2 separate regions of the Mus musculus genome follow, and region 1 is linked to region 2. The links are chromatin loops, found by intact Hi-C in ENCODE. Cell type or tissue: heart. All regions are shown on one strand. Links, peaks and the distances in the headings refer to the core of each region. The heading gives the core; the rest is flanking DNA.

Evidence for each region. Peaks named below come from ENCODE experiments on the same cell type or tissue, not always from the same donor. Only the 100,000 strongest peaks of a DNase experiment are listed, where the experiment ranks them.
Region 1: a loop joins it to region 2, with 2.8 times the contacts of the local background. A loop is called at or near these places in 3 of 42 quality-filtered maps.

What each region holds. Positions count from the first base shown.
Region 1 is chr15:93,364,258-93,377,013 of GRCm38, forward strand. No RefSeq gene overlaps it. Among named protein-coding and RNA genes, the nearest start is that of Gm26371, 26 kb to the left of the region's middle. In heart, for the core only: a CTCF peak has its summit at 7,789 (motif pointing right); no DNase peak of the experiment used is centred there; H3K27ac peaks cover 464 bases.
Region 2 is chr15:93,569,448-93,582,203 of GRCm38, forward strand. The region is part of intron 1 of Prickle1 (prickle planar cell polarity protein 1); the gene reads right to left. Among named protein-coding and RNA genes, the nearest start is that of Prickle1, 20 kb to the right of the region's middle. In heart, for the core only: CTCF peaks have their summits at 6,617 (motif pointing left), 7,724 (motif pointing right) and 10,622; a DNase peak (open chromatin) is centred at 6,604.

The sequences.
Region 1 (12,756 bases), core at 2,840-10,839, 210 kb before region 2:
TGACTTCTTCCTTTCCAATTTGTATCCCCTTGATCTCCTTTTGTTGTCGAATTGCTCTGGCTAGGACTTCAAGTACTATATTGAATAGGTAAGGAGAAAGTGGGCAGCCTTGTCTAGTCCCTGATTTTAGTGGGATTGCTTCGAGTTTCTCTCCATTTAGTTTGATGTTGGCTACTGGTTTGCTGTATATTGCTTTTATTATGTTTAGGTGTGTGTGTGTGATATGTGGTGTGTGTGTGTGTGTATGTGTGTGTGTGTGTGGTGTATGTGTGATGTGTGATATGTGGTGTGTGTGTGTGTGTGTGTGTGTGTGTGTGTGGTGTGGTGTGTGTGTGGTGTGTGTGTGTGTATGTGGTGTGGTGTGTGTGTGTGTGTGTGTGTGTGTGTGTGTGTGAGAGAGAGAGAGAGAGAGAGAGTATGTGTGAAGCATTTACATATCTTCTCAGGACATTTCCCTCTTTTTCTCACTTTAGTAACTATTGTAACTCATTGCCACTGTCTCAAGCTTTGGATGCTAAATGGATCCCCGTTTCATACAGAATGCTGAAGCATGTCTGTGGCCAAGTTCTTCCCTTTCCAACCCCATCAAAGAATTTGTTAATACCTCCATCCCCTTTCCTATTCCCTCTAGTCTCAGGTAGAAATTACCTTTTTTTTTTAAAAAAATTTATTTATTTATTTAACGTATATGAATACACTGTCACTGTCTTCAGACACCCCAGAAGAGGGCATCAGATCTCATTACAGATGGTTGTGAGCCACCATGTGGATGCTGGGAATTTAACTTAGGACCTCTGGAAGAGCAGTCAGTGCTCTTAACCACGGAGCCATCGCTCCAGCCCAGAAATTACCTTTCTCATGACTGAATCTATTCTGTTTACTGAGGCTCTGGGTCAGTGCGTGTGAGTTGCCAGGTTCTGGTTCTCTGAGGAGGAATCTGAAGTCAGTTTATCTGTCCAGTCATCTTTCCTTCCCTTCTCCCTTTCTTCCAACAGTCTCCCACTATGACACCTAGGATGGTCTCACCTTGTAATCCCACCTTTCCGAGTGCCAGGATCCCATGTGCTGAGTTCACAGGCCCGCTCTGGCCGACAGGCTTCCAAAGCAGGCCCCTCGGGCTGTTGGCAATGCAGCCACAGAGCAAGCTCGCTGGAGAAACCAGCTGTTCTGTGTCCTCTTGTCTCCTTTGCTCTTCCAAGGCTCGTCTCTTTTTTGCTTTGTTTTCAAATGTTCCTTACTTTCTTCAGTATATAAAACAGGTTTCTCTGACCCATAAAAAGCAAAAGTACTTCCCCAAATCTTTTCTTAAGTCATAAATCTGTTTTATAATTCTGTGTTGATTTTCCTTTGCTGTATTATAAATTACAGTAAAGCTTTACAGCCAAAGGTCACTGACCTGATCATGGGTCAAGCATCAGGGCAGACATGAGCTGAGCATCCTAGCTTGGCGTATCACGAGACCACAACTTTGGTATTGGTGCAGACATCATCTCAGAGGATGCCTGAAAGCACTGACCTCTTTTGGCAGTTCCTTAGAGGCTGTTGTCTAGAAGTCTCCAATAGCCGTGTGCCATGTGGGCCTCTTTCTCGAGCGACTCAAGATGCAGCTGGCTTCCATCAGAATGAACCAACCAAACAAGAGATGGGAAGCCGGATGTGAGCAAGACTGTTTTTTAAAGATTTTATTTTTTAATTTATGTGATATGTAGGGTGGGGGTGAGTGGGATGTGTATGCATTTGTGGGTGTGTGGGATGTGTGTGTTTCTGTGTCTGTATGTGTGTGCATGTATGTGATGTGTGTGAGAGGGGATGGGGGTGTGGATATGTTATGTGTGCAAATGTGTGAAGGGTTGTTTGTGTGTGGTGTATGTGTAAGCATGTGTGTGTAGTGAGTGTATGTGATGTGTGTGTATATGTGTGGTGTGTATGTATGTATGTGATATGTGTATGGTGTGTGTGTGGTATGTGTGTATATGTAAGTGTGTGTGGTGTGTGTTCATGTGTGTGTGTATATGTAAGTGTATGGTGTGTGTGTATGTGATTGTGTGTATGTGTGTGGTGTGTCTGTATGCATGTGATGTATGTATGGTGTGTGTGTGTGTGTTTGTGGTATGTGCACATGTAAGTGTGTGTGCATGTAAGTGTGTGTGTATACACACATGTACGCATACATGCACATGAGAGAGAGAGAGAGAGAGAGAGAGAAAGAGAGAGAGTGTTGGTGCCACAGTGAATATGTAGAGGCCAGAAGATGGCTTTGGGTGTTGTTGGTCCTCTGCCTTCTACCTTGTTTGAGACAGGGTCTCTTTCCTGTCAGTCTATACCAGGCCACCCAATCCAGGAAATTTCGGGGATTCTCCCATCTCCATCCCTCATCTCACCATAGGAGCACTGGGACCAAAGACTTCCATATCCAGCTTTACCAGGTTCTAGGAATTCAGACTCAAGTCGTACTGTTCAGGTGGCAAGTGCTTAACCAACTGAGCCACCTCCTCTGTCCCTTCACACTAATGTCTCACATGTTACCCCCTGCCTGCCTCCCTAGAGCATTGCTTTCTACCCTCTTGTCACGCATAGGGAAAACAGGAAGTGACTGAAAACCTGAAGGACAAGTGTCTTCTGGGTAAAGTTTGTTGTCATTACCACCAATATTACACTTCTTATTTATTTGTCACAACGGCCTTCACATGCATCCATGGACACCCATACACGCGAGCGTGTACGCGCGCGCGCGCACACACACACACACACATGCACACCCTGTTTCTTGGCTATAGTGCTAGAAGACTTTCAAATGAATATCTTTTAGATTATTGGACTACATAATTATACAGGAGCAAAACATAATATCTGTATGAACTTTATGTATGGAGTGTATGAAACTAGCCTATTTGCAAGTCAGTACTCTAGCACTTAAAGCTGTATAAAGTATAAGTGGCTTTCTTATGAATCCCATTTTTCCCAAGCTTTATTTTCCTACTCCTATTTCATTGCATTCTCAAAGAGATGTGTGAAATTTTATATAATCATAAAATAGACATTTCAAAAATGCCATTGGTTCTTACACTCAATGTTATGACGATAGCAGGGAGTTTTTGCTGCGCTGTTTCGGATCCTGGAGGAATGCACACGCACACCCGCCCGGGAGCTATCTTCGGATCCATGAATGAAAAGATACACATTCATTAGCTTACTTTTAGAATGCCTTGGCTACTTCAATGGCTGGGCACTCCTATACCTTCCCCGGATGCCCCAGGCCCAATCAGGGAAGTGGCCAGTGGCCACCCACCCGAGTTCTCACCTGGCTGGTTGGCTTTCTATCCTGTCAATACTGTGCCCCATCCTTCTTTCCCAGTCATGGTGATTCTGCTCTAAAATCTAAGGGTCATGGGCCATTGGCCATTGACATCTTTATTGACTGATCAAAAACCAATTGGAGACAAAGACCTTTAGCATTCGGGCACGCAGATTCCCAGTTGAATCAAAGCATTAGAACCAATTTCCAACATGTAACTCTTTATGGTTAGATCATGTGAGATTGTTAACTCTTGGCATACACATAACCTGTCTTTTATTCCTACGCAAGTTAATTAAGATGGGGATATTATCTAAATTGATGCCTTAGTGATGTTTCTTAAAGGGCCTGTCATTAGCTAATCAATCCCTGTCCTAGCAAAAGCAACAAAACTAAAACCCACTGCCAGCCCTTTCTGCAAGTGAGCTCATTAGTCCTGACTAACAAGGCAAACAGTATTTGCAACTCTGTCATTGAGAACACTCTTAGGAGGTCTTCATTAGCCCTGATATATGTGAATACAGACACATGAGAAAGCAAATAAGCAAATACAGGTGATTCATGAGTCGTTCCCAGATAAAGCTAGCTGTGAGGTCCCGGTGTAGAGAGAAAGAGTTGACGGTAGGGCTAAGCTTTGCTGAAGTCAAAGCTGGAAATCCCACTGGTCCTAAGAAAGGTGATAAATGTTATCCTATATTTAGAAACAGCCATTGGGGGCTGGTGAGATGGCTGAGCGGGTAAAATCACTGACTGCTCTTCTGAAGGTCCTGAGTTCAAATCCCAGCAACCACATGGTGCCTCACAACCATCCGTAATGGGATCTGACGCCCTCTTCTGGTGCATCTGAAGTCAGCTATAGTGTACTTATGTAAATAATAAATAAATCTTTGGGCCAGAGCAATCAGGGACTGAGCAAGCTGAGTTGACCGGAGTGAGCAGAGGTCCTAAAAATTCAGTTCCCAACAACCACATGAAGGCTCACAACCATCTGTTTTATGTACTCACATACATAAAATAAATAAATAAACCCTTGAGAGAGAGAGAGAGAGAGAGAGAGAGAGAGAGAAAGGAAGGAAGGAAGAGCCATTGGCCGAGCCTTTGTGAATAAACCAATTCCTGCTGTTCATAAGAGACAAATGAGGCTCTGCTGATTTATCTCGGGCAGATCATGTGCCCTGAGCTGTTCCCTGACAGTAGAGACAGATTTACACACACTCTCGCGCTTTCTGGCTCAGCACTTGTGTAGGGCAGTGGACCATGCCAGGAAACTTGGTAAGGTCGAGTGGGTTGGAAGTGTAGAAACCTGAGAGAACAGTAGCTGCTTCGCCTGCTTCCAACCAGACCCCTGTCAGTGACCGGGCTCCCTACATAGAAACGAGACCACCACGTAGATCAGAACAGAGTTATCCATGCTGTTGCGCTTTCTAGAAGCCCTGAGGGTTTAGCCAATAAGACTGCCTGCCCAGACATTCTTTCCTGCAAAACGTATTTAATCTCTGGTCCACATTAAGGAGATGGTATGCACCCATTTTCCATGATGAACAATCAATAAACAGTTTGGAACTAAAGACTGTCTCTCACCTAGAACTGCCGCGGAGAGCACGGAGAAAGCTTTGGTCTACAGCGCCGCACAGCCTGTCTCCTGCTGAAGCCCCTCTGAGCTCCCAGACAACCGCTGCTAAACTAAGGACAGTCGCAGATGAGCTAAGCTGGTGTTCTCCCTTACCTAGGCCCTCCTCAGCAGCGACTGGATGTCCAGAAGTTTGGGAGCCCTCAGCCCCAGGGTCCTCATCAAAGACCCATGGATCCCCTGACCCTCCGATCCGACTCCTCTTCGCAGTTTGCAGTGGCGACTGGACACTCAGGAGTCAGGGAACCCCAGCTTCGACTTCCCACATCTTAGGCTGTGTCTTCCCATTCCCCTGATAGGTGGGTGTATCGGCGCTTTCCTTGAGCCCAGCACCGGACAGCAGGCATAAGATAAATGCAATCTAGCGCCTCTGAGTTCCAGCGGAGTTCTTACACCCCAGCGGCGAGGCAGAATGCTAAACCACACATTTGTGCAAACACCTGAGTGTATTCAAGATACAACCAGGATGGTGGAAGTATTAAAGAAGAAAATCAAAGTATCTGACCACAGAATCTCATGTTAACGTCTATCAAAAGTCAGGTTTGAGGGTAGAGATGTGAGTCAGTGGCAAAGCATTTTCTAGCATGAGCCAGGCTGTGCATTTTCACACATGCCTCGTCCCCTAGCCCGTGCACAGACGCGCGCGCGCGCCCACACACAGTGGGTTTGGTGTAGCATAACTTTGAGTTCACTGGAAATCAGACTACAGACTATGTAGCATATCTTTACTGGATTCTACGAAGGTCTTTTTTTGTTTGATTCTTTTAGTTCAAGCTGATTTAACCTGAATTTTCCTCAGGACTCTTTTCTACCCATCTTGATTAGTTTTCGTTGTCATTGGACGGTAGGGCTCTGTTCTTTGCCAATCTCTGTTTCTGCTTTTGCTTTCTTTCCCAAGAATTTGCTGACCTGCTCACGCCATCCTCTCTACCTGGCTCCAACTCGTGGCCTGCTTAGCTTAGCTCTTGTCTAACAATCTGTAAAGGCTTACATCCATCACACAGGACAAGACTGAGAGAGCCATTAAAACAGGGGGAGCCAGTTCTGTCCGCCCTGTGACCTCTGCTACTGAAATGGTCTCAACTGTGGGCTGTTTAGTTGAAGTTTCCCAACAGTTTTGGATTACAACCTTCAAGTAAGGAAGATGCAGATGCATAGATGTGATGCAGATGAATAGAATACAAACATTTCCCTCATTTTTAAAAGATTTATTTATTATTATATATAAGTACACTGTAGCTGTCCTCAGAAGAGGGCGTCAGATGTCATTACAGATGGCTGTGAGCCACCATGTGGTTGCTGGGATTTGAACTCAGGACCTTCGGAAGAGCAGTCAGTGATCCTAACCTTTACGGTATGAATACAGAGTCTTCGTGGGAGAAAGTGCTTCATGTACCAAACAAATTCAAGGGAACAAATGCTAATTTGGAGTTATTTCACAAAAAATAAATGTGGAACGACAGTCCGACTGTTAGAGATTAAAACCCAGGAAATAAAAGTCTTAATATATTCCCTCAAGTAAGTAATGATCTTCCATGTGTCTGGGTGTTTGTTTTGTTTTGGTTTTTTTTTTTTTTGTTGTTTTTGTTTTTCGAGACATGGTTTCTCTGTATAGCCCTGGCTGTCCTGGAACTCACTTTGTAGACCAGGCTGGCCTCGAACTCAGAAATCCTCCTGCCTCTGCCTCCAGAGTGCTAGGATCTAAGGCATGCGCCACCACTCCCGGCATGATTTTCAGTTTTGTTTCAGCTAAAATTATTTGCACCAGACTCAAAGAAATATATATATATATATTATATATATATGCATGCTACACATGACTGTTTAATATTTTAACTCTTTCATGACTGCTGGTATTTAGTATTTAGTGTTATTAGGGTATTACTGCTGTGAAGAGACACCATGACCAAGGCAACATTTACAAAGGACAGTATGTAATGGGGGCTGGCTTACAGTTGCAGAGGTTCAATCCATTTTCATCATGGCAGGAGGCATGGCAGTGTCCAGGCAGAAATGGTGCAGGAGAAGGAGATGAGAGCTCTATATCTTGGCTCCCGAGGCAGGCAGAAGGAGACTGTCCCTTCCACACTGGGCAGACCTTGAGCGCTAGGATCCCTCAAAGTCCACCCTCACAGTGACACACTTCCTCCAACAGGGCCACAACTATTCCATCACACCTCTTAATAATACCACTTCCCATGTGCCAAGCATATGCAAACCACCAAAGTATATTCTACTTTTTAAAATTACTGATGGATTGTTACATTTGAGAAACAATGTGAGGATTAAATCAAAGGAAACACAGGGTGGCTGGAGAGATGGCTCAGAGGTTAACAGCACTGACTGCTCTTCCAAAGGTCCTGAGTTCAATTCCCAGCAGCCACATGGTGGCTCACAACCATCTGTAATGGGATCCAATGCCCTCTTCTGGTGTGTCTGAAGACAGTTACAGTGTATGAACACATAAAATAAATAAATCTTTATTTTTTAAGAAAAAGAAAGAAACACAGAAGAGCACATAACAGAAACCTTTGTTCCTATACTTTGTTAAAATTACAGTAATGAGCTGGGTGTGGTGACGCATGCCTTTAATCCCAGCACTTGGGAGGCAGAGGCAGGCAGATTTCTGAGTTCAAGGCCAGCCTGGTCTACAGAGTGAGATCCAGGACAGCCAGGGCTACACAGAGAAACCCTGTCTCGAAAAAAACAAAAAACAAAAAAAAAACAAAAACAAGCAAACAAAAATTACAGTAATGGAGTACTATGCTGTCACTAATGATATTTAGTCGGGATATTTGTTGCCTTCTTTTTTTATTATTATTATTGATACATTTCTTATGTATACAGCATTCTGCCTGCAGGCCAGAAGAGGGCACCAGATCTCATTATAGATGTCTATGAACCACCCTGTGATTGCTGAGACTTGAACTCAGGACCTCTGGAAGAGAGGCCAGTGCTCTTAACCTCTAAGCCACCTCTCCAGCCCCTCTAGTCAAGATATTTGAATTTGGTGTTGGGCCTGTGGTCTGTGATGGCACTGGGGAACTACATGCCTAACCGGACAAAACAGGACAAAACAATGCTTAGCTGTGTCTTTTACTTCTACCCTGCTGGAGCCCTTGTCCGTGTGTTTAGTAGCCCAGAAGAGATGTAGTGTCATCGAAAAGAAGGCTCTGACCACTTCCCGTTGTTCAAGTGAGTGGCCTTGGAATATTTTGAGCCGTCTTTATTTATACAGAAATTCAGAACATTCAGACTCTCTAATGAACTCTCTACTGATGACCTTTAGACCGTATCTCTCCAGGCCCTATCTCTCCAGGCCCTGTCTTTCCAGGCCCTGTCTCTCCAGGCCCTGTCTCTCCAGACCCTGTCTCTCCAGGCCCTGTCTCTCCAGGCCCTGTCTCTCCAGGCCCTGTCTCTCCAGACCCTATGTCTCTCCAGGCCCTGTCTCTCCAGGCCCTGTCTCTCCAGGCCCAGTCTCTCCAGGCCCTATCTCTTTAGACCCTATCTCTCCAATCCCTATCTCTCCAGGCCATATGTCTCCAGGCCCTGTCTCTCCAGGCCCTATCTCTCCAGGCCCTGTCTCTCCAGACCCTATGTCTCTCCAGGCCCTGTCTCTCCAGGCCCTGTCTCTCCAGGCCCAGTCTCTCCAGGCCCTATCTCTTTAGACCCTATCTCTCCAATCCCTATCTCTCCAGGCCATATGTCTCCAGGCCCTGTCTCTCCAGGCCCTGTCTCTCTAGGCCCTGTCTCTCTAGGCCCTATCTCTCCAGGCCCTGTCTCTCCAGGCCCTATCTCTCCAGGTCCTGTCTCTCCAGCCCCAGTCTCTCCAGCCCCTGTCTCTCCAGGTCCTGTCTCTCCAGCCCCTGTCTCTCCAGGCCCTGTCTCTCCAGTCCCTATCTCTCTAGGCCCTATGTCTTCAGACCCTGTCTCTCCAGGCCCTATCTCTCCAGACCCTGTCTCTCCAGGCCCTATCTCTTCAGACCCTATCTCTTTAGACCCTCTCTCTCCAGGCCCTCTCTCTCCAGCCCCTGTCTCTCCAGGTCCTGTCTCTCCAGCCCCAGTCTCTCCAGCCCCTGTCTCTCCAGGCCCTCTCTCTCCAGGCCCTCTCTCTCCAGCCCCAGTCTCTCCAGCCCCTATCTCTCCAGGCCCTCTCTCTCCAGGCCCTCTCTCTCCAGCCCCAGTCTCTCCAGCCCCAGTCTCTCCAGCCCCAGTCTCTCCAGCCCCTGTCTCTCCAGGCCCTGTCTCTCCAGGCCCTATGTGTCTAGGCCCTATGTATCTAGGCCCTAAGTAAATTTTGAACTCTCCCTCTCCTCAGTGTCTTGGCTTGCTTAGGTGCTCAGAAGTAGCTGACTTCTCCAAGTTCCTTCCTCTTTACCTCCGTATCCCCATCAATTTTGAGACCATCCAGTAAGGGATCTATCGGTCATGCCTTTCCGTAACCTTGTAAGCAGGAATCACTGCTCCATCTCCTAAGGATTGACGCTGTCCTTCTGGATACCTTCCCACTGGCCTTTTACCAAGCAGTCATCACAGAGCAGTCATCACAGAGCAACCGTGTGCCTTCCCATGGAGAAACAACAGAGCTCCCGCCAATCCCCTCATGTAAAATCCAGAGAGGGGGGTAAAACGTTTAGAATGTGTTCTTGGGTCAAAGCCACAAGCACCTTTAACCAAAGCAAGCCAAATTCCTGTGGCACTAAGGACTTATCATGTAGTTATAGAAAAGTGAGTAAACAGACCTTTTTCTTTTTCTTTTTTTTTCTTCTTTTTTTTTCCAGGGAGGCCATTAGCATATGGCCTCCCTCCATATGCTTATCAGTTGTATGTTTTGTCACCGTCTCAACACCCCTGAAAACACTGACCTTAAAAGGGAGATGACAGCTTGATCTCCATCCCCAAAAGAAACAAGAAGAAAAAACAAAGGGGTTAAAATGTTTCAGCTCAGTCTCTTCAGTGGTGGCGACAATGTGGCAGACAATGTGGCAGAGCAGAGCCATCCCAACCAGGAGGCAGAGCAGAGATGCCTGCGTTTCCCAGTCATGTCCTTTCTCTGCTTCCATCCATCTAGGCTCCTGGCCCTTTAAATCGGGGGTTCAGCACTCTCATGGGGGGCGGGAGGGTGTGCCATTCTGGTTCCTGTCCTCATGCTTGAAAATAGAGGTAGCTGGCACAGCCTAGATGTGTAGAAGGAGCTGGGTGAGTCAGTAGACTTAGAGCTGTGTAAATGCACCACCAATATTGGCACCATTGGTGCCAGGGTCCATAGGCCCACTCAGAAGAGTGATTGAGGTTAAGAGGGTCTCAAGGAGGGGATGGAGAGATGGCTCAGAGGTTAAGAGCACTGACTGCTCTTCCTAAGGTCCTGAGTTCAAATCCCAGCAACCACATGGTGGCTCACAGCCATCTGTAACGAGATCTGACACCCTCTTCTGGATTGTCTGAAGACAGCTACAGTGTACTTACATATAATGAATGAATGAATGAATGAATAAATAAATAAAGAGGGGCTCAAGGGTGCTTAACAGGAAGCTTCTAAAAACGTGCTGTGGGTGTGGCCATCGAAGGATGGATGAGTCAGAGGTCTCCATCCTCCCCAGATCACGGCCTCAGGACTTGACTGGAAAGAACTGTTACCATGGAAAATATTTCTAAGTATACCGAGATACCCAAAATTAAATTCTTTAAGAACCAAAGCAGACATTCACAGGTTTTTTCAAAAAGAAGAAGAAAATTCATATCTTTCAGTTTCAATTTATGTGTCTGAGTGTTTTGTCTACATGGGTATCTGTGTACCACATGCGTGGCTAGTGTTCACAGAGGCCAAGAGGCCAGCTGGTTCCCTGAAACTAGAGGTAAAAATGTGTGGATACTGGGAGTCAAACCCAGTCTTCATAGAGCAGCCAGTGTTCTTAATTGCTGAATCTTTAAAAAAAAAAGATTTATTTATTTTATGTATATGAGTATACTATTGCTCTCTTCAGACACACCAGAAGAGGGCATCGGATCCCATTTCAGATGGTTGTGAGCCACCATGTGGTTGCTGGGAATTGAACTCAGGACTTCAGAGCCAGCTCTCCAGCCCCTCCAGCCCCTCCAGCCCCTCTTTTAAGGGTTTTTGGTTTTTTGGGTTTTTTTTTGTTTGTTTGTTTGTTTTGTTGGTTTTTTTTTTTTTTTTTTTTACAAAGTTGTCTGTGCGTTTGTGCTTGCCTACATACACATGAGGTTGCATATACCACAGGACATATACAAAAAGTCAGAAGACTAAGCCGGGCGTGGTGGCGCTCGCCTTTAATCCCAGCACTCTGGAGGCAGAGGCAGGCGGATTTCTGAGTTCGAGGCCAGCCTGGTCTACAAAGTGAGCTCCAGGACAGCCAGGGTTACACAGAGAAACCCTGTCTCGGGGGGGGGGGGGGGGGGGGGGAGTCAGAAGACAACCTCTGGGAGTCCGTTTTCTCTGTCTACCAACCACACCTAGGGGTTGAACTCAGGTTTTTTGGCTTAGTAGCAAGTGCCTTTACCTACACTGAGCCATCTTGATGGCCTGATAGTCATGTCTTTGATATTGCTTTGTTCCCAGCTTGGGCTCTAGACATACACATTTGCATTTGGGGAGGTGTAGTGGTTTGAACAAGACTGGCTTCCATGGGCTCATATGTTTCCATGTTTAATCACCATCAGTTCAGTACAACCGTTTGGGGGAAATTAGGAGGCGTGGCTTTGTGGGAGGAGGTGTGTCACTGGAGGTTAGACTATGAGGTTTCAAAAGCCCATGCCACCCTGGGTATGGTGGCGCATGCTTTTAATCCCAGCACTTGGGAGACAGAGGGAGGTGGATTTCCCTCGTTCAAGGCCGGCCTGATCTACAGATTGAGTTCTTGGACAGTCAAGGCACAGAGAAACCCTGTCTCAATAAATAAATAAATAAATAAATAAATAAATAGCCCATGCCACACACGTCTCTCTGTCTCTCTCTGTCTCTGTCTATCTCTGTCTCTCTCTCTCTCTCTCTCTCTCCTCCTCCTCCTCCCCCCACCCCCGGCCCTTTGCCCCCTTTTGCCTGTAACTTCTGAATCAGGCTATAGCTCTCAGCTACTGCTCCCGCGCCATGCCTGCCTGCTAGCTGCCATGCTTTCCACCACTGTGATCATGGACTCACTGCCGGAAACTGTAAGCAAGCCCCCAGTTAAACTCTTTCTTTTATGAGTTGCCTTGGTCATGGTGTCTCTTCATGGCAATAGAACAGTAACGAAAACAGGTTTGGGTGAAGGAAGGATTAATTAGTCTTTAACTAAATGATCTAAAATAGCATGCCTACAGGAAACGTTAGGAGGAACAAACTCAAAACACGGTAGACAGAAACAAAATGAAGGACAAGAAACTGGTTTTACTCGAAAAAACAAACAAACAAACAAAAAAAAACCAAAACAACCACCCCTCCAACCTCAAAAAAAAAAAAAAAAAAAAAAAAAAAAGAAGAAGAAGAGGGTTTTAGCTTGCAGGCCCAAGCGAGAAGTCAGTGATTCTTAGTAAAAAACAGGTTTTTTGTTTTTTGTTTTTGTTTTTTGGTTTTTCAAGACAGGGTTTCTCTGTGTAGCCCTGGCTGTCCTGGAACTCACTCTGGCCTTACCAGGCTGGCCTCGAACTCAGAGATCTGCCTACCTCTGCCTCCTGAGTGCTGGGATTAGAGGCATGTGCTACCACGCCCAGCAAAAAACAGTTTTTAAGTTCCTGTTATAAAAATACCAAATAGTGTCCTCTATACAAAAAATAGGAAAAAGAAAAGAAAAAGAAAAGAAAAGGAAAGGAAAGGAAAGGAAAGGAAAGGAAA
Region 2 (12,756 bases), core at 3,162-11,161:
TTTTTTTTTTTTGTAAAAGGACACTTAATCCAATGGAGCCATTGCGTGGTTGGCTATTGACTAGTTTCACCATGAAGTCTTAGCTTTTAGCTTGCAGTTTTGAGTGGAAATTTCTGTAGAAAAATAAGAAATTGGGAATACTAAAGAATTTGCCAAAGGCCTGAGGCAACCCCCCCTCCCCCCAACTCCAAAACCAATTCCCTAGGTCCCCAGCAAACAAGCTTAAAAAAAAAAACAAACAAAAAACAAAAACAAAAACAAAACAAAGGACAAAGAGCTTGGGCCCTGTACTGTGCTGGCCACACATTAAACCCTATAAGGACATTGCTCCTCTCTCTCCTTACTAGTCTTTTTTTCAGACTGCTTCCTGGTGGGTTCTAGGAAGCGGCAAACATATCCATCCGAACTGTGAGAGGTCGTGAGGTCTGAAGAGTGTCTTTATTGTGAACCCGATTTAACTACGCCTTTGTAATTAACATGGACCAAAGAAAACTCACTGTAGCCTTTCCATGCTGAGGGAGCTATCCTGGCCTCATCACTAAACACAGGTAACTGACTGACTTGTTGGCTCTGGTATGGATTGTACCCAACATGACGGGTTCCACAGTAGAAGATATCATGGTAGATGGATGGGTGAAGCCTATTGCCTGTGCTGAAGGGCTTTCTTTCTTTATGCCATACACAATCACAGACAACAGCATCTCACAAAATTAGTGTCTAACCAACATTTTTTTTTAGGTTTTTTTTTTGTTCTGTTTTGTTTTTAATGTCTATATGAAGGTGTCAGATCCTTTGGAGCTGGAGTTACACACAATTGTCAGCCGCCACATGGGTGCTGGAAATTGAATTCAGTCCTCTGGAAGAACAGCCAGTACTCTTAACTCCTGAGCCATCTTTCTACTGCCCCCCGACCCCGTCCTAGCCCCCAAGAACCCTTAAGATGCCAGAAAAGAAAGAACTGGAGACCAGCTATTCAAAACCAAAGCTGAGAATTAAAATTCCAAATCCACTTAAATGGACTATCTTTCGACTTTTGGGTACACACACACCATCTCTGAAATGTGTATGCAAATTTACACTCGTTCTATTGTTCAAGACTGTTTGTTAGCTAGCGTGGAAACAGGGAAAAGAGGGCAAAGGAGGCACAAACAGGAGAGCACAAAGGGGCAGGGAGGGGGTGGGGTCAATTTTTATAATTGACCAGAACTTCTGAATCTTACTGGGACTAGGCAAGAGGCACACCTTATCAGGGCTGAAGCCAGTATCACCAACTCTGAAGGTCATCTCACACGAGGGTACCACTATTTGAAAGGACCCATACAAGTATAGATGGATATCTGAGTCAAGAAAAAAGCCCCCATTGTGGCGGGTCAGCCCTATCTCCATGCAAGAGGCTCTGATAATAGTAACGATACCGCTAGCATTGACTAGTCATATAAAAATAGGAGTAGAACTCCATCCTGAAAAAGAACAAAGAAGTGGGCCAGGGTTTGTGATGGCTGAAATCATAAATTCTTTGAAGACGGGTTATATCCGACCCGCTCCCTGGAGGCATTTGTCACCTCGCTGACAAGATCAAAATGAGATAAGCCCCAGAAACTCTTTGAAGCTATTAGAAAGCCGATGTCAGGGAAGGGCCTAGAGTTAGACTATCAAACATCCTTCCGAGGCTCATTAATAACCAACTGTCACCTGCTGAGGTGGACCACATATCCAGCACTAATCCATTCCCCCTTTCCTTGAGTTGTATGTATTGTTAGTAAAAGATCCATTTAAAGTGCCCACAATAGAAGTAACAGTGGCCAGGCGTTTCCCGTAAGAACCGGACTTTTCCACACCCAGTCACTTCTCTGACCTTTGTCCCACAGAATGCTCCCTTTACCCAGGTTTTTCTCCTGAATACTTATTTTGTTTTTTTTTTTTTTCCCCTACTCTGTTTAACTTATGACTTTTGTAGCCGTCTGCAGGAGGTTAACTCTACTCTGCCTAAGAATTAATGAAGCATTTTGTTTTAAACTTCTAAACCTTAGGTTTAGAAGGTAACACGTTTTTTAAAGATGGGGTAAAATACATGCTGCCGATTCTTAAGAGAAACTTATTAGAGTATAAATGAGATCTGTGAGACTTTCCATTCAGGACATTTTGAGTACCAATGACTGAGTTCTTAAGTGCAGCGATATCCATGGTGCACTTGTATACAGTACTTATGAAAAGCCATGTCAATCAAAAGCCATGATATTATTTAGTCATAAGGTACTTCTTAATTACCCATAATCCCTCCTTTGAGAACTCGAAGCAGGGGAACCTCAAGTTTTAGGACAACTTGGGCCTACTGAACGTGGGTCTACCTGTCTTAAAAAATAATCAAACCACAGTGATGCACGGTCAATGTAGCCTCTAAAGGTACACTGGGGAAAATATAACTCATTTGCAAATCAAGAGGTTAAGAAAAAAATTAAGGCACATGCATATGTTAATACAGTAATATGAAAGAGGGAAAGACTAAGACAGAGAGGGAAAACTCCCTGGAGACCATGTGAAGAGAGAAAGAATTCAATTTGAGGTCAATAAAATGTCAATGCTCTATCTATCCATCCATCCATCCATCTATCTATACTACAAAAAGTTTTTAAAAGATTACGAAGTACTTGGAATTGGTTGATAAAACATTAAGAATGGTGAATTCTGAAAGAAAGCAATTCTGGATTAGAGCTTACAGACAAGAATTAGGGTTTGTAACTTGGTGGTATGCATCTCTAATGCCACACTCAGGAAGCAAGAAGCAGGTGTTTCTCTGTGGGTACAAGGCCAGCCTGGTCTATCCAGTGAGACCCTGTCTCAAAAATAAAACAAACAACAACAAAAACAAACAAACAAACAAAGATTCAGGGGCTGGATGGTTCAGTGCATAAGAGCATTGGCTGCTCTTCCAGAGGACCTGGGTTTGGTTCCCAGCACCCACATGACAGCTCACAACCATCTGTCACTCCAGTCCCAAGGAATCCAATACGCTCTTGTGACCTCAGTGGACACCAGGCACACTCGTGGTACCTGTGAATTCAGACAAACACTCATACACATAAAAATAGACAAATCTGTAAAATAAAATAAGAATTAGAACTAGCCATTCGTGAGAAACAGACCCATGAATGAGTCAGTATAAGAAAACAAAGATGCAGGCTGGAGAGATGGCTCAGTGGTTTAGTGCACTGGCTGCCCTTCCAGAGGTTCTGAGTTCAATTCCCAGCAACCACATGGTGGCTCACAACCATCTGTAATGGGATCCAGTGCCTTCTTCTGGTGTTTCTAAAGAGAGCGACAGTGTACTCACATACATAAAATACATTAAAAAAAAATCTTAAAAAAAAAGTAAAGAAAAGAAAGATGTGAGGTTTCAGGAGCAAACACACAGAGAACTGCCAGCGCATGGGAAAGACTGACGGGAATAAATAAAATGTAAATATTACTTTCTAGTATGGAGAAGACATTAGGAAGACTGGCCTTAATATCTTAATTACCGTAAGAAAAGAGAAAATTATATGCAGGTGGAAGAAAGTTGGCAACATGACTTGAGAGAAATCACTGGCCGGAAACATTGGATGGCCGACAGAGACAGTTTGTACTAAAGTCTTAGCAGGTTAAATAAAAATATTTAAACTATAACCAGGAAAATTCCGTGATTTCGGAAACTGCAGCTAACTGGCAGCCACAGCCGAAACTTGCCTCAGGCAAGTAAGGCCAGAGGCGCAAGAGGGACATTTCTTCTCCGTCTGTGTACGGGCTGCAGGTGGTTTGTGTCTGTTTGTTTTTTGGGTCCGATTTGTTTTCACATTTATTTGCAGGATAAATGGACACAGAGAAGGCTGGACAATTGCTTGATATTTAGCAGACGGAGAAGAACCCAAACGTTACGGGAGCCAGGACATTTTTTTTAAAAAAGGATTTCAGAGGTGCTATTAATGATTATTAACTAGGGCGGCACAAATGTTTGATGCTGGTCACCCCAAACAATTAGCAGTCTCCTGCTCCACCCTCCCCTCCTCTTTTGATGATAGCCAGGGTCTCCCTATGTAACCCAGGCTGGCCAGAAATTCCATAGATAGACCAGGCTGGCCTCACATTCACAGAGATCCACCTGCCTCTGCCTCCTGAATGCTGAGATGAAAGACATGCACCACTAAATATGGTCTAACGATGTCTAAAGTGAAATGACACTAAGAAAAATTGCCTTGTCAGTCATATCATTTCCACGATTAAACATCCCTTTCTAACCACTATTGAGTTCTTTCTTGGGGGTCATATTTTACAACCTACAAATACTTAACACTTCCTAAGCTTCAGGCAGACTTTCCCACTAGACAAACGTGTATTTGGAAGACAGCGGGAGGGTGTCTCAATTATTTGTATCCCAAAGTTTCTAGTGGAACATAAACAAAATGAAAAGGACACATTTACTATTGTGTAACGGTGTGCAGGGTTCAACTGTGCCAGTAACAGACAGCAATAATTCAATTATCACACATAGGATTAACTTACATTTAATTTGCATGATTAACTTATATTCGTAATTGGGCGAGGACACTAACAATAGACAACTGGAAGCACACAAAGACTATAAAAGAGTTAACTACATTTAAAACCATTATTCACCACCCTGGGGTGGTGGTGGTGGAGGTGGCGGCGCGGTGATGGTGATGGTGGTGGTACTGCATGCCTCGAATCCCAGCACTCAGGAGGCAGAGGCAGGAAGATTTCTGAGTTGGAGGCCAGCCTGGTCTACAGAGTGAGTTCCAGGACAACCAGGATCACACTGAGAAACCCTGTCTCAAAAACTAATTAATCAATCTTTATTCACAAACACCAAGTCAACACAGTCAGACAGCAATACAAACATTGTATGTTATTATTACTATTATTATTATTATTTTGTTTTGTTTTGTTTTGTTTTTCGAGACAGGGTTTCTCTGTATAGCCCTGGCTGTCCTGGAACACACTCCGTAGATCAGGCTGGCCTCGAACTCAGAAATCCGCCTGCCTCTGCTGCCCAAGTGCTGGGATTAAAGGTGTGCGCCACCACTGCCTGGCTGTATGTTATTATATTATACTTCCTCCTGTGGAACACTTCTCATGGAGAGAGCCCTGAGCCTGGACCTTGAAGCACAGACCTTCTTTAAGCTAGTTAATCCCACCTTGGAGCAATACAAGGGTGTGGCTGTAGGGAAGGCAAGGTCTGGGGCAGGGGTCACACGACCGCAGAGACTGAGCTAAATGCTTCTCTAGAGTGCGTAGTTTGGGGATGGGGCAGTAAGGAGGGATCATGGGAAACAACTGCTCCTCTTCAGGCCTCTGTGTGGGCCAGGAAAGATAAGCAGCATGTGTGTGTGTGTGGGTGTGCGTGTGTCATCTATGTGTGTGTGTATCTATGCATGTGTGTGCGAATGTCTTTGTGTGTATATGCATGTGTGCGTGTGTGTATACATATGGTGCACGTATGTGTGAGAAAGTGTGAGTGTGTGTGAGTCTGTTTGTGAGTGTGTGTGCATGTGTGTATGCATCTGTGCGCCAGTGTGTGTATATGCATCTGTGTGCAAGTATGAGTATATGTATGTGGTTGTGTATGTGTCTGTATGCATCCGTGTGCAAGCACATGTATGTGTGTGTGCGTGTGGTGTACATGTGTGTGTGTGAGAGAGAGAATATGCTTGTGTGTGTGTGCTTGTGTATGTTTGTGTACGCGCACACTGCAAAGGCCTGAGTGTTCTGCCTCAGGGACCAGCCCTCTTGTTTTCTGACAGTGTCCTTCACTAGCTGGGAGTTTTCCAGGTAGACTAGCCTGGCTAGTCCTTGAGTCCCAGAGATTCTGCCTGTCTCCACATCCCCACCTAGGGAAAAACTACAAGTTTTTGTCACCAACTCAAGTTTTTTAAAGCATGGGTTTGGGGAGGGGGGCAAATCCGGTCCTCGTGCCTATATTTTACCAAATGAACTATCTCCCGAGCCATGTTTTTTGTTTTGTGTAGCCCAGGCTATCTTAAAGCTTGCTATGTAGCTTAGGATGACATTAAACTCCTCACTCCAAACTCCCAAGAGTGTAATTATATGTCTAGCATCCCTACCCCCAGTATATTATTTTAGCAGTAAATAAAACAAGAAAGGAAAAAAACCCAATAGTACATATTCACATTTTCATATATATTCATATTCATATTTCCCCCCAAAAGAACCTTTCGGACCGTCTCCTTTCACTTGAATGTACCCTGTGTATTTTTTCATACTACTTTCTCTCTGTACTTTTGCTTCTTAGGCGGTGCATACTTTTTCCACCATTTTGTCTTAGCTTTTAATGTCTAGAAGAGCTGTCTGCTAGCCCTTTTCAAAAGCAACATTATATGAGACATTAAAACAGTTCAGGTACAAAGTGAGTTCAGCAAGAGACAACATAAGAGTGTTAATTAGGGATCATCTTTAACTCTAACAACAAAATTTCCAAACCTCTTAGTGCGCCTAGGTTTGCAGTTTTAAATGAAGCCAAGTTCCTTGGTAAAAAGCCAGCACTTCTGGGTGTGCTTGGTTCGGAAGAGGTCGTTTCTAGCTCAACAGTGCCCCCTAGTGCTTATTTTCCTCCTGTTGGCTGAGGGAGGAGTTTTGCAAAGCAGTCACGTTAAGGACAGTCTATTTGTCACTGGATTCATTAACTCAGGTTTTAGATCACAGTCTCTAGCACACTTATGGCCCAGCTGTGCTGATTAAGGAAATTGATTGCACTGTTCTGAGGTCTTGGAGAAAAAGCAAGACACAGACGAAAAATCAAAAGCAGGCATTTAACATTTTTTTTAAACCGACCTGTGCAATTAAACCTCCCCTTCAAACAAGACAAATTAACTCCTTTGTGGTGACATAGTCCCTGGGATAGATGGATCAATCATGGGGACACAGCTCTTCATGTTGAAGTTGAGGGATATGATAGTTGCCAAGTCTGCTGGCAGGTATGCCTGGAAGCTGAAGAGCAGATTCTGAAAGCAGGGATAGGTGGAGGGCGTCACGGGCACCGCATGTCCCAGGGCATTCCTTCTGAGAATCAATCGCAATCAATGTCCCAGCGTGGTATCTGGTGGCACCAGGCTAATAGGAAGCTGGTCTCAGGTTCATGAGCTCATTAGCCGTTGCACTGGCCTGGTGCGGAGACACCTGGGTGGCTGTGTCCACCTACCTGACTAACCCTGCTGGTGCCGGTAGTCTGGTCCTGTTTCTCAACTCACTCATGACCTATGTTTTACTATGCATTGTTATAAAGCTGTCTGGGTCCGTGCTTAAATGACTGTTTTCCAAATGGGTCATGAAGTGACTTCGTGATAAAATTCACAGGAGTCCTAAGGAGTTAAGGAGCTTTGGCCTCGGTTTTAAATAAATCCCATATGGCAGCTCGGCAGACAAGACACATCTCTGACTTCCACAGCTTGTGGGCTGTGATTTGCTGACTGGGTGCAGCTCTCCTGCCTTTCTAAAGCATCCGGCTTATTCATAATTATGTAAATCCTCAAGAAAGGCCCTTTACGTTTATTCAGTGTTCAAATTATTACTTTTTTTTAATCTAGGAGACTACTTTGTCACTGTTTATATATCGATATCAATAATAATAAAGTTTAATTTAAAAAAATTTATTTACTTTTTAATTTATTTAATGTATGTGATACATGGTTGCTGTCTTTAGACACAACCAGAAGAGGGCACTAGATCCCATTACAGATGGTTGTGAGCCACTATGTGGTTGCTGGGAACTGAACTCAAGACATCTGGTAGATCACTCAGTGCTCTTAAGCCCTGAGCTATCTCTCCAGCCCCCGTCTGCAGTTTAATTTAATAGGAAATAGTTGGGTGGATTTCATTTTGACCCTAAAAGTTGTCTTAGCAAGTATGAGACCTTCTAGGATCCTAGACTTTATCACACAGATTCCCCTCTCCCAAATCGCCCCCTCCCCCAAATTCTACTTTCATCTGGTTGGCAGAGCAACACGTGGCCCCCTTCTGCAGCATTCCTATGTAATATCAGGGTGAGGAGAAAGTTCAAGTATTTTGGCCCCCTCCATATTGTGTCATAGATTGGGGTGGTCCTCAAGCTAAAACAAAAAGCAACCCCAGGAAGCACTCTCCCACTGAGCGGCATTCCAAGCATGATAAAAGCTATTTTCTGAAGGAGGTATTTGAAGAATAAAATTACAGGTTATTTTCTCCTCTAAGAGAATACATAAAAGCTAAAAGACAACAGAAGGAGGAAAAAGAAGAATGCCCGTGTAGCTTATATTACATAGTTGATTGAAAATAAATTCCTTGAAACTAGAAGGGAAGCCATTACCCACTTGTTAAACAGTTGTCCGAGTCTATGCTCGATCGTAGGAAACCAAACGCTGGCCAGACACTGGCACCGGTCTGCAGCCAGTCCTCGCACTTGCCTCCTTGGAAGCAGTAGGTGACTTCGCTGGTTAAAGGCTTTGGGTTCAACCGCGTCAAGATCCACATCACCAGCTGGGAGCTTGGATTTGCTTTTTGCTGTATCGTGTTATGATTCCTACCAGCATCTCACATGTCCTGAGCCCTTAGGTACTGATGAAAACATTCAGCCTGATGGCTCTCAGTCCTCCTTGGACATCACAACACTCACGTGCTGAGGGAGGTCCGTCATTCCCTGTCATTCCCCTCCCCAGAGCGCCTGGGAGCTAAGCGCTGTCCTGCCACACAGCAAAGCCTTGAAGGCTGTCCTGCCACACAGCAAAGCCTTGAAGGCTGTCCTGCCACACAGCAAAGCCCGGAAGGAAGGACCTCAGCTTCTTTTTCCGGTTCCTCCTACGCAAGACCTGGTCATGTGACATGGCGGACTATCGCAACAACTTTGTGGTAGGTAAACCAAGAACAAGATACACGTTTTAACTGCGAACAACTTGAACAGGTTTCACTTAAAAACTAAGTTAGGAAGATGCATAAACATTTGTAAACTGAAAACAAACAAAAAAAGGTCACACGGGGTGTGGTGGTGCACGCTTTTAATCCCAGCTTTCAGGAGGCAGAGGCAGGAGGATTTCTGTGAGTTTGAAGCCTGATTGTTCTATATAGTAAGTTCCAGGCCAGCCAGGGTTACACAGTGAGAGACCCTGTCTCAAAAACAACAAAACAAAAGATCTCCTCCCTCAAAGATCTCTACCTAGTTAGTACACTGATGTCTACAACTGCTGAAGATAGCTCTCTGGGGCGTGGCATCTGGGTGGGAGAGTCCTTGCATAGCAAGCACAAGGCCCTGAGTTTGATTCCCAGCGCTGCAAAGAAATAATACATCGAAAGCAGATAAAAAATAAATCTCAATTATTTCCTTTACATGTTTTACAGCAACACAACTTATAGCACTTAAAAAGAAAACCTAAAAAAATTAAATCGCACCCTATCAATGTATCCATCAAAGATTAAACCACGACAACATTTTGCAAATACAAAATCTTTCCCAGCTGCCTAGTCACCTGTGCAGAACAGCAAAACCAAAAGCAGCACGGAGGCCGACTTAATCCCAGGAGAAAGACCCCAGTTTCTTCTTTATTTTTAATATATATATATATATTTTTTTTTAATTTATTTTTTTTAATCAGCTAATCAGGGAGTCCCCTTGGTGCTAAGGAGTTATTTCCTCCTAAACAAACATCTGACTGAAAATCACTCCATACTCGCTCGCTCTGAGGAACTGAATGGCTGAACAAATACGAATACTCCCTGGAGTAGCTGGCTAGAGAAAAAAAATGAGAACGACTTTCCCAAATCTGCTTTTAGATACGGCAGCAGGAAAGCAGACATGCTTCACTGACCATCGAGAGCAAGCCAGGGCCTCTGAAGGCCTTTGCCTTCTAGAGCAAAGGACAAGGGTGCCTCTCCCTCCTCCCCACCCCCGACCCCTAGCCCCGTCATGGTCACAGTAGAACCATTCCCATAGCTCCCATTCACATCTCTCTTCCTTTGCTCGGGGCAGGCAAGCCCACTCATGGGTATATATCATCACCAGCTCTGCTCCCTCCAAGGAGGCAACATCTAAGTTAGCTTCCACATGGGGGTGACAGTAAGGACACTGCTGACAAGGACAGAGCACTGACGGGTTTGATCAGAGAAGAAAGGAAGGGAAAGCAAGAAGCCTGAAAGTATCATGTGCAGTTATGTGCAGTCACAGGAACACTGTCAGGAAGGGTCTCAGGAACCAGCAGGGTGGGGCTCAGTCTTTCTCAGTCTTTGTCCAAACAGATGCCCTCTGTGGCCTTCACATATGTTTAAGGAACCAGGAACCTCCCCTCTCTAGGAGACAAGGAAGCTGGGAAGGCGGCTGCAGCCGCCATCTTGGAGTTGCCACATGAAATTCAGAACAGGTAAGTAAACTTGACATAAACAGCGAGTAGTTTGTAGGCAACACTCGATCAGGGCACATGTGCACTAAAACCATTGTTATCTGAAATGCAAATTTGACTAACATCCCACAAGAGGGTTTCTTTTGGGTTAACAGGCAGCCTGAGGCAGAACAACTTTCCTGCCTCCCAGTAAGGAAACCATGTTGGGCTCCGGGTAGTCTGGTGTTAGCATCGAGTGTTTAGCTCCCCCTACCGTGCCGTCAACGTCTGAAACCGCCTTTACTAGATGAATTCAAGCAACGAGTCTGAGCCCCACTGTCTGTGGATTTCCCATCAATAAATCAAGAGCATCTGGATGCTGAGAAAATTAATTAAAGCTCGTAAAACTCCTTGAAATTGGCATGTTCAGCCACATATGCTACAAAATATTTATCACACGCCAGACTGCCTGGAAACATGATCAGTAGCTACTAGAAGAGAAGAGATCCTAGAATGTTAAATCAAAAATTATAATCTTTCCACCTTAAAGGACTATAGCCGTAAGAGGATAGTTTACCTTTCTAAACAGGACAAATGAATAGGATTTCCTTTTAGATGAAAGGATAGTAGTTTATATTGTTATTCTAAAAGCTGAATTATAGCTTTAAAAAAAACATTTCATTTTGCTAAATTATAGGTTTTTTTTTGAAAAGGAATTCAAGAAATATCAACAAATGAAGACCTGGGCACGGTGGTGTACCCCGTTTAATCCCAGTACTCAGGAGGCAGCGGCAGGTGGATCTCTGAGAGTCTACTCAGCTAGCCTGGTCTACTTAGTGAGTTCCAGGCCAGACAAGGCTACATAGTGAGACACTGCCTCAAAAGGCGGAAGAGAAGCAGACAGAAGTGAGTCTGCTAATCTCCTATGTGGCTACTCCTTACTATTTACATCTGTAAGCTTTTATCTTATTATTAAAAAAGTTTTCGTGAAACAAAACAGAGAAGGCAACGGAGTAAGTCACCATCTGAGGCTACTGGATGACACTCGGGCGTTTCCTGTCCACAGAATCTCTACCAGAAGCTAACACAAGCGTCTCAGAAGCACAGCCTACATCTTTGCTCAAGTGGACCTTCAAGTCTCAGTGAGCCTGAAGGGTCTGACGTGTCCTGATGCAATGAAGAAAGGACACGTGTGTGCATACCCGGCGTCAGGGTCAGCTGTTCTCAGCCTGTAAGAGGAGTCTCCTATGCCAAAGCTTAAGGCCCCCACACGTGAGAAAGACAAGCTTGGAGGGAAGGCTGTCAAACACATCTCTTATTGCTGATTGGAACTGAGCATTGGTAAACGGGCAACAAACCCTTAACGAACAGCAAAGCCAATGCTCGATCCACGTACACTTGCGGCTCAGGAACTTCACGCTTCTCTCCTGGTTTCTGTACACTCTGCCTTGTGTCTAGAACGACTCAGTCTCCAATTCTTCATTCTTTAGGCTCAGGACTACCTTCTTTCACTTCCTGATGCTTTCCATCACAAATCACACGGAACAGCCTGCCGCTTCCCCTTTATATACATGTATATAAATACATATATACACTCATATTTCATTTCTAGTGCCCTTTTCCTCCTCTACCAACAGTTAATTCTTTCACGATTGGACTATTCTTGTGTTTGTGTTCTTAGAGCCTTACCCCATGCCTGGCCCAATGCGATCATTCAATAAAGGCATCTTGCAAGGAAACCATGCCCCCAAATTGAAATAAGCATGACAAAGTTGAATATTAAAGGCTAACATGCACATGTGAATATAGTGTCTTTCTCCTTTTACAGGAAAAAGGAAAGAGGATATGCAAAGTAGACATCACTACTCTGAAGTGATCCCATGGTCAGAAAAAGATGAAAGGGCCTTAAGAAGCTAGATCAACAGAAGCTGCTGTGACTTCCCTCAAGAGTCCCCACGAAAGTGTGCCAGCTATACCCTGAAGGGCTAGCCTCCAGACCAAGGGCTCGGTGGCTTGATTTCCATCCTGCCCTTAACAGCACCGAAGAGGCATAAAGGTGTCATTAAGAAACACGGGGTGTCTCTGCAGTACTTTCTCACACTCCCATTACCATTGGGTGGCGTTTGATCTTTGAGTCATGGGCTGAGGTGACCCAGATTCAAACTGGTGATTATTCATGTCGCATTATGGAGTCCTTCATATTGCACAGCACTTTGGAGTCACTCGGGAACCTGCTGGGAGATGCAGCACTGTGTGTTGCTATGCTGATTGGTATATGGAATATGCTGCTAGTGGCTTCGTGATTCCCAATGTGGGCTCCTGATTGAGTCTGGCCTCATTAGAAGGTGACAGACATTTGAGGTCTGAGAATCTGCTGCGAAGTGAATGGTTCAGCCGAGCACTA